Regions from separate parts of the Homo sapiens genome. Here region 2 is linked to region 1. A link is an interaction called in ENCODE POLR2A ChIA-PET data of the cell type or tissue named here. Cell type or tissue: A673. All regions are shown on one strand.

What was found. ChIA-PET counts read pairs that join two places held together with the same protein. Peaks named below come from ENCODE experiments on the same cell type or tissue, not always from the same donor. Only the 100,000 strongest peaks of a DNase experiment are listed, where the experiment ranks them.
Region 2: POLR2A ChIA-PET joins it to region 1 with 15 read pairs; 2 of 35 experiments call an interaction of 5 or more read pairs at or near these places.

Annotation. Positions count from the first base shown.
Region 1 is chr13:46,573,415-46,581,414 of GRCh38, forward strand. The region is part of intron 1 of LRCH1 (leucine rich repeats and calponin homology domain containing 1); the gene reads left to right. Among named protein-coding and RNA genes, the nearest start is that of LRCH1, 24 kb to the left of the region's middle. RefSeq lists enhancers at 4,601-4,650, 5,021-5,330, 5,651-5,700. In A673, no CTCF peak of the experiment used is centred here; no DNase peak of the experiment used is centred here; H3K27ac peaks cover 634 bases.
Region 2 is chr13:46,733,171-46,741,170 of GRCh38, forward strand. LRCH1 (leucine rich repeats and calponin homology domain containing 1) reads left to right here. Exons shown (of 20, transcript NM_001164211.2): 19 at 751-828. Among named protein-coding and RNA genes, the nearest start is that of ESD, 60 kb to the right of the region's middle. In A673, no CTCF peak of the experiment used is centred here; no DNase peak of the experiment used is centred here.

The sequences.
Region 1 (8,000 bases):
GATATCTGCACCCCCATGTTTGTTGCAGCACTGTTGACAATAGCCAAGATTTGAAAGCATCCTAAGTGTCCATCAACAGATGAATGGATAAAGAAAATGTGGTACATATGCACAATGGAGTACTATTCAGCCATAAAAAGAATGAGATCCTGTCATTTGCAACCACATGGATAGAACTGGACATCATTATATTAAGTGAAATAAGCCGGGCACAGAAAGACAAACTTCGCATGTTCTCACTTATTTGTAGGAGCTAAAAATTAAAACAGTTGAACTCATGGACATAGACATAGAGAGTAGAATGATGGTTACCAGAGGATGGGAAGTGGAGGGATGGGAAGGAGGTGGGGATGGTTAATAGGTATGAAAAATAGAATGAATGAAGGAACAAGATCTAGTATATGATAGCACAACAGGGTGACTATAGTCAAATATATATATATATATATATATTTTTTTTTTTTTTGAGATGGAGTCTTACTCTATTCCCCAGACTGGAGCGCAGTGGCATGATCTCAGCTCACTGCAACCTCCACCTGCCTCGTTCAAGCCTCCCAAGTAGCTGGGATTACAGGCACACACCACCATGCCCGGCTAATTTTTGTATTTTTAGTAGAGACGGGGTTTCGCCATGTTGGCCAGGCTGGTCTCGAACTCCTGACCTCACCTCAGGTGATCCGCCTGCCTCGGCCTCCCAAAGTGCTGGAATTACAGGCCACTGTGCCTGACCATATAGTCAATAATAATTTAATTGTAATTTAAATATAATTTTACAGTAACCTAAAGAGTATAATTATCCTTTGTAACACAAAGGATAAATGCTTGAAATGATGGATACCCATTTATCCTGATGTGATTATTGCATGCCTGTATGAAAGTATCTCATGTACCCCATAAATATATATACCTACTATGTACCCCCAGAAATTAAAAATTAAAAAAAATTAACATTAAAAAATACAAAACAAGTGGTGTTGCCTGCATTTTAGAGCTTCCAGCTAGTCAAGTGAAGGAGAAGTCTAGAGATCTATAATAACCAAAGGTGCTAAGTGTCAATGCAAGGGAAGAACGGGGACACCATGCTGTATGGCATCAAGGAAGAAGTGGCATTTTCCGACTATGTTGAGTGGTGGACTGATAAACAAGAGCACTTTTTTTCTTTATCCATTAGAAGACTTAAAATAATTATTTGTAGATCCCACTTCCCCACTTTTTAAAGCATTTCCTTCTCAATTATTCCCTCTCTTCAAACATACAAACTTATACGCATATTCTAAAACTTGTAAAAGGAAGTTAAACACATTTTAATCATTTAAAAGGTTTTTTAAAAAGTCAACCCATGTAACTTAAAAATGATTATGAAGCACTTGTTTACTTTCGGTTGTCTGGCATTTATTTGTGTGTGGGGTTTTTTTTTTTTTTTTTTTTTTTTGGTGTATGGGCTATTTATTGCTTTTTCTTAATTTTTTCCTTGTGTGTTTGGAAAGCAAAATCCAAACAAAGTCCTTTTTGGCAGTGGTAATAATAAATATTCTGTTTAGCCTTTGGATGAGGTTTACATGATGTATCTATAAGCACATTCTGGAATATTGGAATAACAGTTTCCAATCCTTTTGATCAATGGATAGTGGGATAAATGAAAAGTTCCAACCAAAATATACCTACTGGACAAGAACCATCATCTTTTAATAGGCAGAAATCCTCTTTAGGGTCCAGCCTTCCTTTCATTCCTGTTCTACATTGTCAATGACTCTGACCACAGGAACAGAGAACTGCTGGATAGGGTGCAGTGCTGCTGGTCCCCTCTATCATCACCAGCACAAATAATTGTATTAATTTTTTTTTTAGGAGTGGAGTTTAAGCTCAGCTGTGCACCCCAGACATTGATGAAGATAGTCTATCGTATGACTTAGAGTCACAGAACCACAAGATGCGTGTGTGATTATCTAAATAAAGAGCTCTTACTGCAACCTTGTGACTCTGGTGATAGAACTGGGCGTGGGAGGGCTTTCTCATTCATGTGCTGTGCACACAAATGATTCTCTAAGTTGAAGGACACATTGCTCTGCAGCATAACTGAAAAATCTGTGCATGAATGTGTGTGTGTGTGTGTGTGTGTGTGTGTGTGTGTTGTGGGGGGGATGTGGTCTCATTCCTACTTGCAAAAATCCTCCAGAAGGGGTTTTCAAAGCATTGCACAGCTGTTGCTTGTCAGCTTCTTGTGTTGACTAGATGTCAGCAACACTTCCTCAACTTTGGACAATGACTTGAAAGCAAGATCAGTGTGTGCTCATGGGATGGATTTAAATGGAATTGAATGATACAGAAACCATTGCCTAATTTATATTTAGGTAAGTCATGTTTTCTTTCTCTCTCTCTTTAAATTTTTCCTGAAATGCATGTATGAAGCTCTTTTTGGCTAAAATGAGAGAATGAAGCAGGCTCCTGAGTCCTTGAGTGAAGAGGATCCATTGAGAAGTCCAGAGGGAGAGAGAATGAGCTTGATTAACGGCAGCACAGGATTGGCAGGAGTGATATAAAATAGTACATCATCTCAGAGTGACCTAATACTCGACTTTGGAATGCATTTTTATTTTTGGCAGTGGATTTACCTCCCTGTGTCCTGCCTGGACAAACGTTGGAATTAGTCAGCATTCCTTAAGCACATGCTGATTATGGCCAAAGAAAGTGGCAGGCTTGAGGCTTGCTGGCGACCAGGAGAAAGCCAGCTGGATTAGACATTTGCCGTGAGCCTTTTGTTCATGTAACTTATGGGGCAGTCTCCTAAGCCAGAGAAACAAGAAACTCAAAGGCAGTTTTAGCAAGGTTCTCATGCATGGCAGCATATTTTAATACTAATGCTCCCTTTAGGCAGGCCCTAAATAAGAATGTCTTGTTCTAATTTTTTTCCGTAGACTTAAGATTGTTGGGAAAAAACTTGTTAGAATTCCCAAGTGAAACCATTTAAATGCCTTGGCTTCTGATAACTGGGAGTCCTGAGTGAAGTTGTCAGTTGCTGCTGAACTCAGCAGAAATAATTGCGCTCCCTATGCCAATGATCTGTGCATATTTTGAGACCATTCTGAGACCAAGGAGGCTATCACAACATGTTCACATTGCTATCGTTGATTAGAGCCCTGAGCTTTACATGTTGTCTCCTGTGGTGTCCTTCGGAATATTGGAGAGCCATGCCTCTTTCCTTTCAATGTTCTCAACCTGGCCCAGCCAGGATTAGAGGCTCCCTTCTGAGGTTCAGTAGAATTTTATATTTACCCTTTATCATTATTCACCTTACTGTATTGCACTTCTCTGTCTACAGTCTCCAGCATTCCATTACAGTGCTAGGACTATGTTGGCATTTGTATTCGTTTTTCATTACTTCATAAGAAATTGCCCCAAATTTGGTGGCTTAAAATGATGCACATTTATGATGGCACAGTTTCTATGGATCAGGAGTCCAGACACAGTTTGGCTGGATTCTCTGCCCTAGGTCTCACAAGGCTGTACTCAAGGAACTGGCTGGGGCTTCTCTCATCTGAAGCTTGGAGTCCTTTTCCAAGCTTTCGAGGTTGTTGGCAGGATTCGGTCCCTTGTGATTGTGGAACTCATGGTGGCCTTTTTTCTTTCAGGCCAGCAGGAAAAGGTCTCTGACTTGAGGGTGGGCCCCAGTCCTTCTTTTATTTTATTATTATTTTTTGAGACAGAGTTTCGTTCTTGTTGCCCAGGCTGAGTGCAACCTCGGTGCCATCTCGGCTCACTGCAACCTCCACCTCCAGAGTTCAAATGATCCTCCCACCTCAGCCTCCCAAGTAGCTAGGATTACAGGCACACGCCACCATGCCTGGCTAATTTTTGTATCTTTTAGTAGAGATGGGATTTCACCATGTTGGCCAGGCTGGTCTCGAACTCCTGACCTCAAGTGATCCACCCACCTCGGCCTCCCAAAGTGCTGGGATTACAGGTATGAGCCACTGCACCTGGCCCCCAGTTCTTCTTTTAAAGGCATCACCTAATTAGGTCAGGCCCACTCAACAGTTGATTAACCTTAATTATATTTGCAAAATCCCTTTGCCATTTAAGATGACACAATAATTGGAATGATATCCCATCATATTCACAGGTCCTACCTATACTCAAAAGGTGGTAGGTTATACAGGGTGGATATAGTGTTGAAAGAAGGAATGAATGAAATGAATGAATTCTGATAGCTGGAAGCACAGCAACTAGCTTTTTTTGTAGCATGAGTGAGAGAAGGTATTGAGTTCCTTATTGAAGAATGCAGTTGCAACAGTTTATCACTAGTGAGCTGCTTCTTGGTAACTATAAGACATAAGCAGACAAGAAACAGCAAGAAAGGAAGGAAGGAGAAAAGAGAACGAGAAGGAAATCATTATTTTGGACCGATTTCCGGTGGTGGTTTCAAGAAGTTCTCCCCACCCTCCAGACTGCTGTCATTTACAATTGCTAGAGAACAAGAGCTGGGAGCCTCTCCTTGGTTCTGCTCCTGTGGCATAGCCATGGGGGATGCAGAAGGGCAGTGGTGCCCACTAAAGGGAATCCCCGTCAGCTTTGGTTTTAGTTTCCAGAGATTGAGCCTCTGCCTTAGGCTGAGAGAAAAACTTAGTGTGAGTCTTTATTTGCTCCCTTATAATCACAGGCACATGTGGCACCTCCTCCCCCATCTCTGCCCCACCTCTTCCAACAGTGAGATGCATTAGGTGTGGAAAGGAAGCCTTCATTTCAAAATCTCCTGGCTGCGGTTAGCTTTAAAAATCAAATGGAACTGTGGTCGTCTGTGTTTAATTTGGAAGAGCAGAAAGGATGCGTGCTTTGTGGCGCCTGCATAGTGAAAGTCTCCATGACTTAATACCACTGCCCAGCCTTAGAAGCTTCCCATGCAGACAATGGCCCTGCTTCCCCATCAGTTCTTGGGCTTGGGTGCCACCTTATATAAACATTGCTGCTTTTAGTGCATCGCAGAAGCAAAAGGATGACACATTAATAGCAGCTGGAGGATCTCATTAAAATTCGGAGGAAAATATGAAGGCTGGAGCCTGGTAATGTACAGACAGTAAGTCTTTGTCTGTCTGATTAACAATTGCATGCATTCTAAGTGCCTTGCTGGATGGTAAGAACCAGCATTTCAGCCAGAAGTACCATGTTCTTCTCCTTAAGAATAACCTATTTCTGTTTTTCAATTCCCTTATCCCCTCTAAAAATAATATGCTGGTCTTTTGGACTCCCTTGAGAACTGAAACAGCTTAGCAACTGGGGCAGTCCCTGAGAGCTGGTGCAGAAACAACTGTTGCTAGCTTGGATTTGAATTATGCAGTCAGATGCTTACATCGTGGGAGGGGGATGTACGGGGTGTGTGGCCTTCAGATGCTTACATTGTGGGAGGGGGATGTACAGGGTGTGTGGCCTTCATGCCAGAAAGGACAGGGAAGCACTCCCTGGTTGGCGGGAGGAGGGGAGATGCTGGGGTTGAGGCCCTTACCTTTATTTATGTTGTTCACTGGTACAGCCAGACTGCAACCTCTCAACTCTTCAGACAAGACCTAAGGCCGACAAAATTCACTCCCTCATGAAGAACATTGGGCTGTTTCTCCCTGGTGTGTAGGTGGTGGGAGTGAAGTAGAGGGGCTCGCTGTGTGCAGGGAAAGGGCTGCATTCTCAAGAATTTGTATGTAGCCCTTGGACTAAAAACAAAATATTCCAAAGGAATGCTTCTTTTGGAACCCTGGTCCAGTCCCTCGTCTAAGCAGGAGTGCCCTTATATGCTTGACTGTGGATGGCATCTGATTACGGGCAGAAGGTTGCACTGGATTGCTGCCTGATGCGGACCCACAGAACACAGTTTAACTCTGGCTCTGTCAGCAGTCATCAGTGTTTATTTTTCCAACTCTTCAGAGAGATATTAGTCGTTATGAAAAGTGTACCATCTCAGAACTCCATGGAATAAGCTGCCAATATAAGACAGGTTGAAATTATTGTGTCTTTTTGCCTAGAGTTATTTTTAGTTATTTTTTCTTCCTTGGAATTTCTTTTCTTTTTTTTTTTTAACCATATATGCTAACTTTGTAGCTGGTGGCAAAAAAAGATTATTTTCCCTATATTAATGACTTCTTCAGCTGAATTGAGGAATAGGGTTACCAGCTCTTTTCTTGGAGTTTAACACTCTCAATCTGATAATATGAATAACACCTCAATAACCACAACAAGAGCGGATCATCTTCAGTATCTTTCCTGAATTACCTTTTGGCTTTTCACCACCTTGTTTGTCCGTTTCAGAGTTTGTCTTTCTGTAAAATCATGGGAAGGCATCTGATTACTTTGTTCTTGATGTACCTGAGTAATGCGAACATCTGAATAATTGAACAAAAATCTTGTTTAAACAAAACTTTTGTTTCAGAAGCATCTGTCAAATTGTTAGTCATCTGACAATTTAAAATGTCAAAGCAAGAGTTGGCTGATCTTAACCTTAGCCTTGTCACATTATTAACTTCATGGAGCTTCAGAGTAACTTGAGAAGACTTGCAGTCTGTACCTGAAAAAGCCAGGTTTAGAAAGTGGCTCATGAAGAAGTAAAACCTCTCAGTCAAGTGGAATGTGCAAGGGAACCCCTAGGAGCATTTTGGCATGAACATTTCTTTTGAGTTTCTAGCCCAAGACCTCTTTATAACATTTGTTCCTCTCCCAGGTCCTCCTCCTACTGCCTCTAATTTTTAAATAAGTTCTGTTTAACTCATTTTTGGATAATAAGCTAGCTCTGAGAAAGCTTGGTAGAACTATTTTCACTGAAGGAGTTCTAAAACTGATCATATCTCTTGTCATCAAATTATAACCTGACTGTTGCCTGTTATCTGAAATTCTAAGATAGTGAAGAGAGTTATTTTACTTTTTCTTGTAGGGCCCTTCTGTCATTACTTCCTTGCTAGAATCCTATGTGTGATAATGAGGGAATGAAATTATCCAAAGGGTAATTTGCAGTATGCATCCTACCCAGCAGTTGAAACTACTGCAGCGAAACTGCAAGGAAACCTAACCCATGTTTTCTTGTAATGCTACCCTTTGGGGGTCATGCATGCTGCTTTCTGCTCCAACAGTCTTAACGTGGGAATTGGGGACACTTACTTTTTGACCTGGAACAAATCTCTAAGACTCGTAAGCCACCAATTGATTCACCTTTTGTAGCAGGGCTTGTATGACAAACTCTTTTGTGAGAACAAAAGGAAAGTCCCTTCCCTTTTTGCCATTCTTGTTCTGTAGATTAATTAGCAAAGACGTAGTGGAGAAATGTGTCACTTGCAAGACATTTCTGGCACGGAGTGGACCAAGTGGAAATGCTTAAATGTGTTGCAGGGATATCAAAGGGACTGAGCTTTTGGAACAAAGAGGAACAGAGCCCAAAGGACAGTTGGTACAAATTACACAATTTTCAGTTGGTTCTAATAAAGTTCTAGGAAAAGGGGCTTATGCACAAAGGCTGAGCTCTTGCCTCTGTTGTTCTTCAAATCCAAAATGTCATTAAAATACTAGTAGTGGTTGTCATATTTTAATAACATTTTGGATTTGAAGTGTGTAGCTGAAACTTACTCTTTGTTAATGGATGTATCACTGGGTGAGCTTCTAGACTGCCTCACCAATGGATCTAGCATTACCTTGGTTAATGAAATAAGGTAAAACACAGTCCCTGTGTACCAGAAAGCAGGTTCATGTGTCAGCTGCATCATGTCATTTGGAACTTTGCAGGTGTGGTTTTCCTTTGCTCCTTCAATCTCCTCATTTCTTTCATTGCCTGGATGAAGCCCCTGCAACAGGAGAGCTTTTGCCTCCTCTGCCTCACCTCAGCCCCCTAGACCTCTGTGTGCAACTGGAGTATGGTGTTAAGTGAGCCTGGAGCAGTCTTAGGAAAAGGCTTCAAGTGAGGCTAGGTGGGAAGGCCTGGGACAGAAATAAATTCAAAACAACAACCAAAGAACTGATAGGTGGAATAAAAG
Region 2 (8,000 bases), 160 kb after region 1:
GGAGGAATATTACAATTTAGCAGCAAAGTGTTCAAAACGTACCATGTAAAAAAGTATAGTATATTATATATGAAATGTGCCTGTTACCCATCCCACACCTCAGAGGCCATCTATAACCAAGGTTAATTCAATTGTGAGAAGCTTTTGGTTAAGTCCTGAACATCCACCATTTTCAGTGCTGTTTACCATGATATTGCCTCTATATCCCTGGCTTTGGTGGGAAGGAGGTTAATTGGCCTGGTGAATTTAGACCCTTTATATAGGAATATATTTGTTGATGGGGAAGTTGATGTTTATGGTGTACTTTAGGCAAACTAAAACAGGTTACACAACAGTATGATCCCGTAAAAACTATATATACGTGTGTGTGTGCATATATATAAACAATATAAACATACGTGTGTATACATATATACATATGTATGCAGAAAATTTTGCATACATATACATCAGTGTATATACATGATATACAAACATCTATATATATATACATAGGCATATATGTATATCTATGTAGGCATATATGAACACAGTGTCTGGAAGAATAGAATCTAAAATATTAACAGTTTTTAATCTAAGATGGATGTTTCTGAGTGATATTTTGTTTTCTTCTATTTGCTTATGTGTTATTTTCTTTTGCTCCAATAAACATGTATTGCTTGTGCCATTTGGGAAGTTTAAAATTTAACATGTTATTAAAATGGTTTCTCTTTTAAATAATATATTATTTCCGTATATTTGCATTTATAGCCCAAACTTAGCATGGCCAAATGCAGAAGAAATGTGGAAAACTTTTTGGAAGCATGCCGAAAATTAGGAGTACCAGAGGTAACATCAAACTTACTTCATATAACTGTGTTCTAGTAAAAATTTTATTTAATATATGAGTTTGAACCATTGAATCGATGCAAAGCTTTGTACATGCTTTTTTGTCTCAACCTTTCTTGAGAAATAATATTGAATAAATTATATAAACTTTAACTTGCTCTATTGCAGTGAAAGTAAAATGACTATGCAATATGTTCAATTCTGAGGAAAAAGGGAAATAATTTAAGATTTTGAAGTAAGTGTGAAATTTCAGACTTGAAAAAAAATTTTAATCCGCTTGATTCTCCAAGAGCAGAAATTGCTGAGGCTGTAAGTGAATCTTCTCTTAGGCTTCATAGAGTAGAATTTTGGAGCTGATGGTTTTCTTATCCCAGGCTCTGAAGAAAAGACCTGCTGATTATTGATTATCATTCTCTGTAGCTGTATTTTCCATATGTGGATAAAAAAATCAACATTGGAAATACTATAGTTATTGTTATCACTAATCGTTATCATTAATAATAGCAGCGTTTGTGTGTTGCTTTACAGTTTGTTAACTATTTGCATTTCATTTTTGCCTTCAGTTTGCTTTGAGCCCAATAGGCAATTCAATTACATATAGTTTGCTATTTTTTCTCTCTCCAACCTCGGACCCAGCCTCAGCCTCAGGCAGATGGCTGGGGGCTTTTAAAGACTTTGCTTTTAGGAACATAAACTGATTTCTTAGGCAGACAGGAGGCCATCCACTCAGAATATGGAGTAGCCATATAAATTGAGGAGTTTATCCTCACTGTGATAAACAGAAATTGATAGAAGTTTATTTCTTATGATTTCTTCTTTCTTAATGCCCCAGGGATAAGGTAATTTTAAAAATACATGCGATACTGTTTTGAGTATATGAAGAGTTATATTTCAGTATAATTCTACTCAGTGATAGGAATTAGTTACTGAGATTGACAAAGACTTTTTTCCCTTTCCTTTTCTCTCTCCATCCTTCCTTCCTTTTTTTTCCTTTCTTCCTTTCTTTCCCTCTTTTTTCAGCTTGGTGGGATTCAGAGGTGGGGGATAGCGGTAGACTTCTCATCTTATTTGAGGAAAAGGAGAGCATTATTTAAAACATCTTTAAGTCAGAGCTATATCAATACAAGGAAGCTTACAAATTTATTTTTTAAAGAGTGTAAATTTTATATGATGGACTGTCTTTGTGATCTATTCTGCTTTCAGCAATGTTATAATCTGTCTATTGTGTGTGTACATTTTAATATTGCATATACATTTCTTGGCTTTGAATATATATGTGAACGCACTTACATACCTTTTCTAATGATTTGATTCTGTCATGGGCTAGTAAGATTTCCCATGTGTGAATCAAAACTCTCATGGCAAGCTTCAGATGATAAATTATTTGTGTCTGTGCTAGAAAGCACTTCATCAGTGCTTTAGGTCATTAGGTTATGACCTAACTCCCTGTGGTTTTTAAAACTCATCAATGTGTTTTTGGCTTACAGTGATATAAAATAAAATGGAAATGCCCTTAACCAATTATTGTGAGTAAAGATTGGTAATTAAGATTTCCTTTTAAAGTGGAGAAAAGGAAACTAAATTACCATAAAAATCCAGAGCAAAATTTATCATAATTTCTCAAGATGCCCCTGGCAGTAATGTACAATTTATAATTCCCGAGAAGGTTCAAATACAGGCAGTGAATGATCTTTATCTGGCAGTGTCCCATTTAACTATGTTTAGTATCACTTAGCGTATTTCTGGAATTATGTTTAAGGCTTGAGGTGATTTTCCTTTTTTTCTTTTTCTTTTCTTTTTTTTTTTTTTTTCGAGATGGAGTCCCACTCTGTCACCTGGCCAGACTGGAGTGCAGTGGCACGATCTCAGCTCACTGCAACCTCCACTTCCCGGGTTCAAGCGATTCTCTTGCCTCAGCCTCGCAGGTAGCTGGGATTACAGGTGTGCACTACCACGCCCAGCTAAGTTTTGTATTTTTAGTAGACACGGGGTTTTACCATGTTGGCCAGGCTGGTCGCGAACTCCTGACCTCAGGTGATCCGCCTGCCTCAGCCTCCCAAAGTGCTAGGATTATAGGCATGGGCCACTGTGCCTGGCCAAGGTGATTTTCAAATTTGCTCTGTGTGTGTGTGTGTGTGTGTGTGTGTGTGTGTGTGTACACATATATATCCTAATGAATAATCCAATAGCATTTTACTGGTGACTAGAGTTTAAATTTACTTCTACTAGACAAAAAGTGTGTTAACAGTTGAACTTCTTTAATGATAATGTTAAAGTAAGTAAAGAATATTTAGTGACAAATCAGAAATTCCTATTGCAAGGCAACTGGCATTTTCCTGTATACTCAAAACAACATGTTTTCATCTCACAGAGTACAGGAAATGTTTTTACCTTAGGAATATGACACTAAATTGAGGGACCAGATGACTTCCCCACCCCACCTTAGATATTTATACTTCCTTCCCTACCTAGGAGGGTTGATGACTTGAGTGTATGTGTGGCACAGTACAATTGATGATTTACACTGAAAAGGTAATTATATCACAAGACTTCTTGCAGAAATTCTCCATCTATAATTAGACATTTTAAAAGACATTTTTAAAGACCTAAAAAAAGAGGACCTATATCATTACTTTTTCTTGTTGCATCAAGCTTAATATTTGAGTAATAAAATATTCACTGATTTCCTAGTAGTCAGTGTAGTTACTTCCCTCTAATTTGCAAGCTTTTTCTACTTCTCCATCTATAACTTATCTACACACACACACAAGCCACAGAGATCTTAAGTTCTGCATTTTATAAGCTAAATATCTAACTGACAATGATAAATCATCCTGTAGATATTGAAAAGTCACAGCTGTGTTCTTAAGCCTAAAATTTTTTGTCCTATGTAATAGAATCACAGTTTGAAACTATAAACCATAGTCAGGGTCAGCAGTTTGTATAATTTTTTCACATTCATATAGATGGAATACAGTAGCTAAGCAGATTTAGTTAAATTATTACATGTAAAGTAAGAAAATGGGATGGAAATAATAATAAATGATTTTCTTTAGAAGTCCCCATAAACGCAGTCCCAGGCATTTGCTCCAGGGTGGGTCATGGTTCATGACACACTTCTCTTTGCTTCTGCAGCTGGAACCACTGTGTGGTTTCTCTAATATCCAGGAAACATGTCTGTGCAGGTTGTGGCAGTATACTACCTAAATTCACTGAATAAATAGTAAAGGTTAGTGGGTGAGACTATCCCTCCACGACATTTAAAAAAATTTGTTATGATTTTTTAAGACAGGGTCTCACTGTGTTACTCAAGCTGGTCTCGAACTCCTAGGCTCAAGACACCCTCCTGCCTTTGCCTCCGAAAATGTTGGGATTACGGACATGAGCCACTGTGCCCAACCCTTGGTGGTATTTTAAGCCCACTTTTTACAGTAGTGTAGAAGACAGTAGTTCTGTTGTGGCTGATTCATAAATGCAGCATTTTCACATTGGCTACATTCAGAATTATAAGCAGCATTAGGTACCATCCCACATCCCTTTGTGCTGTTGATGCTTAGTGGTCAGACTTTGTAGCTGTCTTCGACCTCTAGTGCAAGCATCAACTTGGTCTTGAAGACAGGCCTTAGTGGGCTTCCAAATTCTTTGGGATATATTTTCTGCGTCACCTAAGAATCTGACTCCAATTAGGCCTTGACCCCATGAGGCTTTTAATGGACACATTGGGGCTTCCTTTGACTTTTCTGAGTGCTCTTGGAGATTCCTGACCTCTAACCTCTATGTAGCAGATTGGCTACATGTTCCTGGTAGGTACAGTTCATGGTTGACTATTGGAGGTTTTCAAATGGATCCAAATTTAGGGATATTTTAGGGCTCTTATTAGTATTCTCTCAGGTTGAGAGAAATCTAATTTATGAAGCATCAAAAAATTAGGAAATAGATATTTATTTGGTTCACCAGGGAAATTTTTCTACTTAATTTTAAATAGGTAACTTTGATCTCAAACTTCTGTAAGGCATGAGATCCTTAGTTTAACAGACTTGCCTTCTTTAGATGAGGGGAGTTAGAATAGAAATGTACTCTGTTGTCTAAATGTTCAGTCCTTCATCTTCCTTACTGTTTCCAGAGAAAAGATAGAGAAGAAGATTAAAGGCAGCAACTCAGCTGACAGTGGTAGCCTCCTTTCAGCTTAGGGCTCCTTCCTGCCTATCTGGGCAGCTCAGAGTGCTGGAGGAAGGAGAAAGTTTTCATTCCACATGCAAAAGGGCAGGTCACTTGGCATCCTTGAGCTTCTGCATCAGCCAAAGGGAGTTACAAATAAAACCCTAAAGTACATTCAGATGCTAATGATGATTGTGTCAATGTAAGTGGAATTATGGCTGAGTTTTCCTTATCTTTTGTAATTTTCATATTCGCATTTTTTGTGTTAAAGGTTTTATATATGAAAGTCATAATAGCGTTCCCACTTTACACCTCTTGTGAGGGTTTAGGAAATTACACATACCACTGATTGAAGTTTTTGTTTTTGAAAGACAATCTATAAATTGAAGCTACTGTTTTTTTGTTTTAATCTTAAGAATAAGAGAAATGGGTCCCTTATCTTCTCTGAGCCTTATACCTATTTTTCTTCCCCAAGTCAATGACTTTAGTGTTAATTTAAATCATAACTAACACTTTGTGGAAGGATGAGATTCTTATTACAAGATTTATTTTAATTTTCCATTTATATTGGTTAATTCTAAGGGTGAAAGACAGGTTCATTGTTTTACTAACATCAATTTTAAAATTCATAATTTATTGAAAACAGCCAATCTATCTCTTTTCTAGCTATAAAGAATGCAACTAATTTCCAAGCTATTCCTAGCTTTCTCTAAGTTCATAAAATTGGCAATTAGTTGTCATATATTTGGAGAAGACTGGAAATCCTTCCCCACCTCTCTCCTCTCCCTGCCAAATTATACCTCATCGCTGAATTATGGCTTTAAATATTGCAGAATGACCATGAACATTCTTATATTATGATATTTTAGATTAAAAAATACTTTGTAAGCATATTGACTTTTTATATTAAGATTATATTTAAGTAAAGTAAATATATTCCAAAGTTTTAAATAAAACTTCTGCCTAGATATGTTTAGCTCTTAGAATTTAGACTGTAGTACACCCTGAACTGCTGGATCTGTCTACTTTTCTCTTTGTATCCATAGTATTTGGGGAACCTGGTCCAGTAGTAATCTCGGTCACACACTCTGGTTGTGTGCAACCTAAGTGAATTTCTTAACCTCTGGCGATTGTGATTTTTGTTCACTATAATGGGCATTAGCATCCGCACTTGCCTCTGGGGACTCTTAGTGAATTAACTGTGTTTTACAAATGGCTTGCAGTGATTACAAATGCTTTGTAAATACATGGTGAAATTTTGCCTCTTTAAATTTCCTTACTTTTTAGCATTTTCCAATTTTAATTTTCATAAAGAAATAAAGTATAATCTCTACGTCCCTCTCAGTAAGGCTAAATTTTGGAAAGCACAAAGGGCAGAACCTCCCAGGTCAGAAATTAGGAATTTTAGCCCTGGTTTGCTTCATGGCCCCATTTCAAGGGCTGAAATGACTGTTGGCTATGTGACATAGGGTTGAATCAGAGAGCAGTTCTCAGATGGCCACAGCAGCTCACACTCCACACAATCATCATGGTGCTTCACATTTTTGCCTACTAGACAGTCTTAGATCCATTCCTTTTTCTTTAGAGATTATGATTTAATTTAAATTAACCACTATAGGCTGTGACTCTAGGTCTCACCCACTTTAATTAAGCCCAGAGTCTGTGGCATCGTGAAATTGTTTCCTGGATGAGAAGAATGGTCTGTGTTGCCTGCCCCCATGAGGAGTGTACTACTGAAAACTGCCAAGTTGATCTGACTCTAGTTCTCTGATGGTGCTGCCAGAGAGCAGACCAGACATGTTCCTTAGGGTTCTGCGAAATGTATTGAAATACTTGGTGAAGATAGAATCATCTGCTTTTAACATGAAAATACTAGTTTTGTGAAAATCACATTTCAGTTTGCATATCAGCCTTCTGTCTTATGACTGCTTTGCTCGGATTTCCCTGGTCAAGCACAACATTGCAATAGAAAATTCTTATTGCAATAGAAAACTTTTCTTAGATGTTTCCTCATCTATTAATCCATGAGCAGCATCAGTCTCCCAGTGAAATCCAATTTATGTGTAGCTGTTTTAATTCTTGGGAGAACCCTAACAGTGGTAGCTTGATTTCTCCAGATCCACTGAGAAAAGATACAACATCTGAATACATATAACATGATTTATTCATCTTAAAAATATTTTGTTAAGAGTATCTCTAACTTCATTAATAAAATAAAATTAGAATGTTTTTAATCTTATTCAACCAACCTAATTTTGTAGTATTCCTACTTAACTGAGGGTATCGAGCTAACTTCAGAGGACACAAGTGAGGCAAAACTTCTAACTTAGAAACATCTTTCAGTCACTCCATGATGTGCAGCTGCTTAGCAGTGAGGCCAAAATAAAGGACAAAATTGTAGCAAAGTATGTAAAATATACATAACATATATCTTAAATGCCTCACCTAATTTGTAAATAAAACTGCATTTATGAAATAGATCACACGTATTTTCAATCTTTGTTTAATTTGGAAACAGAACCACAGCTTTTATTTCTTGCTAATATATCAATTATAATTCCTGTTAATTTTAAACTGTGGTCATTTCCGGTTCAGGAATTCAGCATGTGAGACAATTGTTTGCTTTCTGACAGCAATAGGCTGCTGAAAGTCAACGCAGAAAACTGAGCCTCTTAGTTTGCAGTTAGCTGAGAAATAGGTGTTCTGCTTCCTTACATGGTGACTGTTGAGTAGATAAAACACAGAGGTCTACCCCCCCTGCCCCAATATACCTGTTTAGTAGTGAAGCAATTTACATAGTAACTCCATGTGGGGGTGTACTTTTACTCTCTACTCTCACTACACATCCAAGAAGCCTCCCCTAGACTTTTGGTTAATGTGTTGTTGCAAAAATATGAAATGTAATGTACTTTCTGACACATGTAGGGACATACTTAGAACTAGCATTGCCCAGAGTTTATCAAGCGTAAAATGAAAAAAAAAATTAAATGTGTGTGTTAACTTTCAGAGAGAAC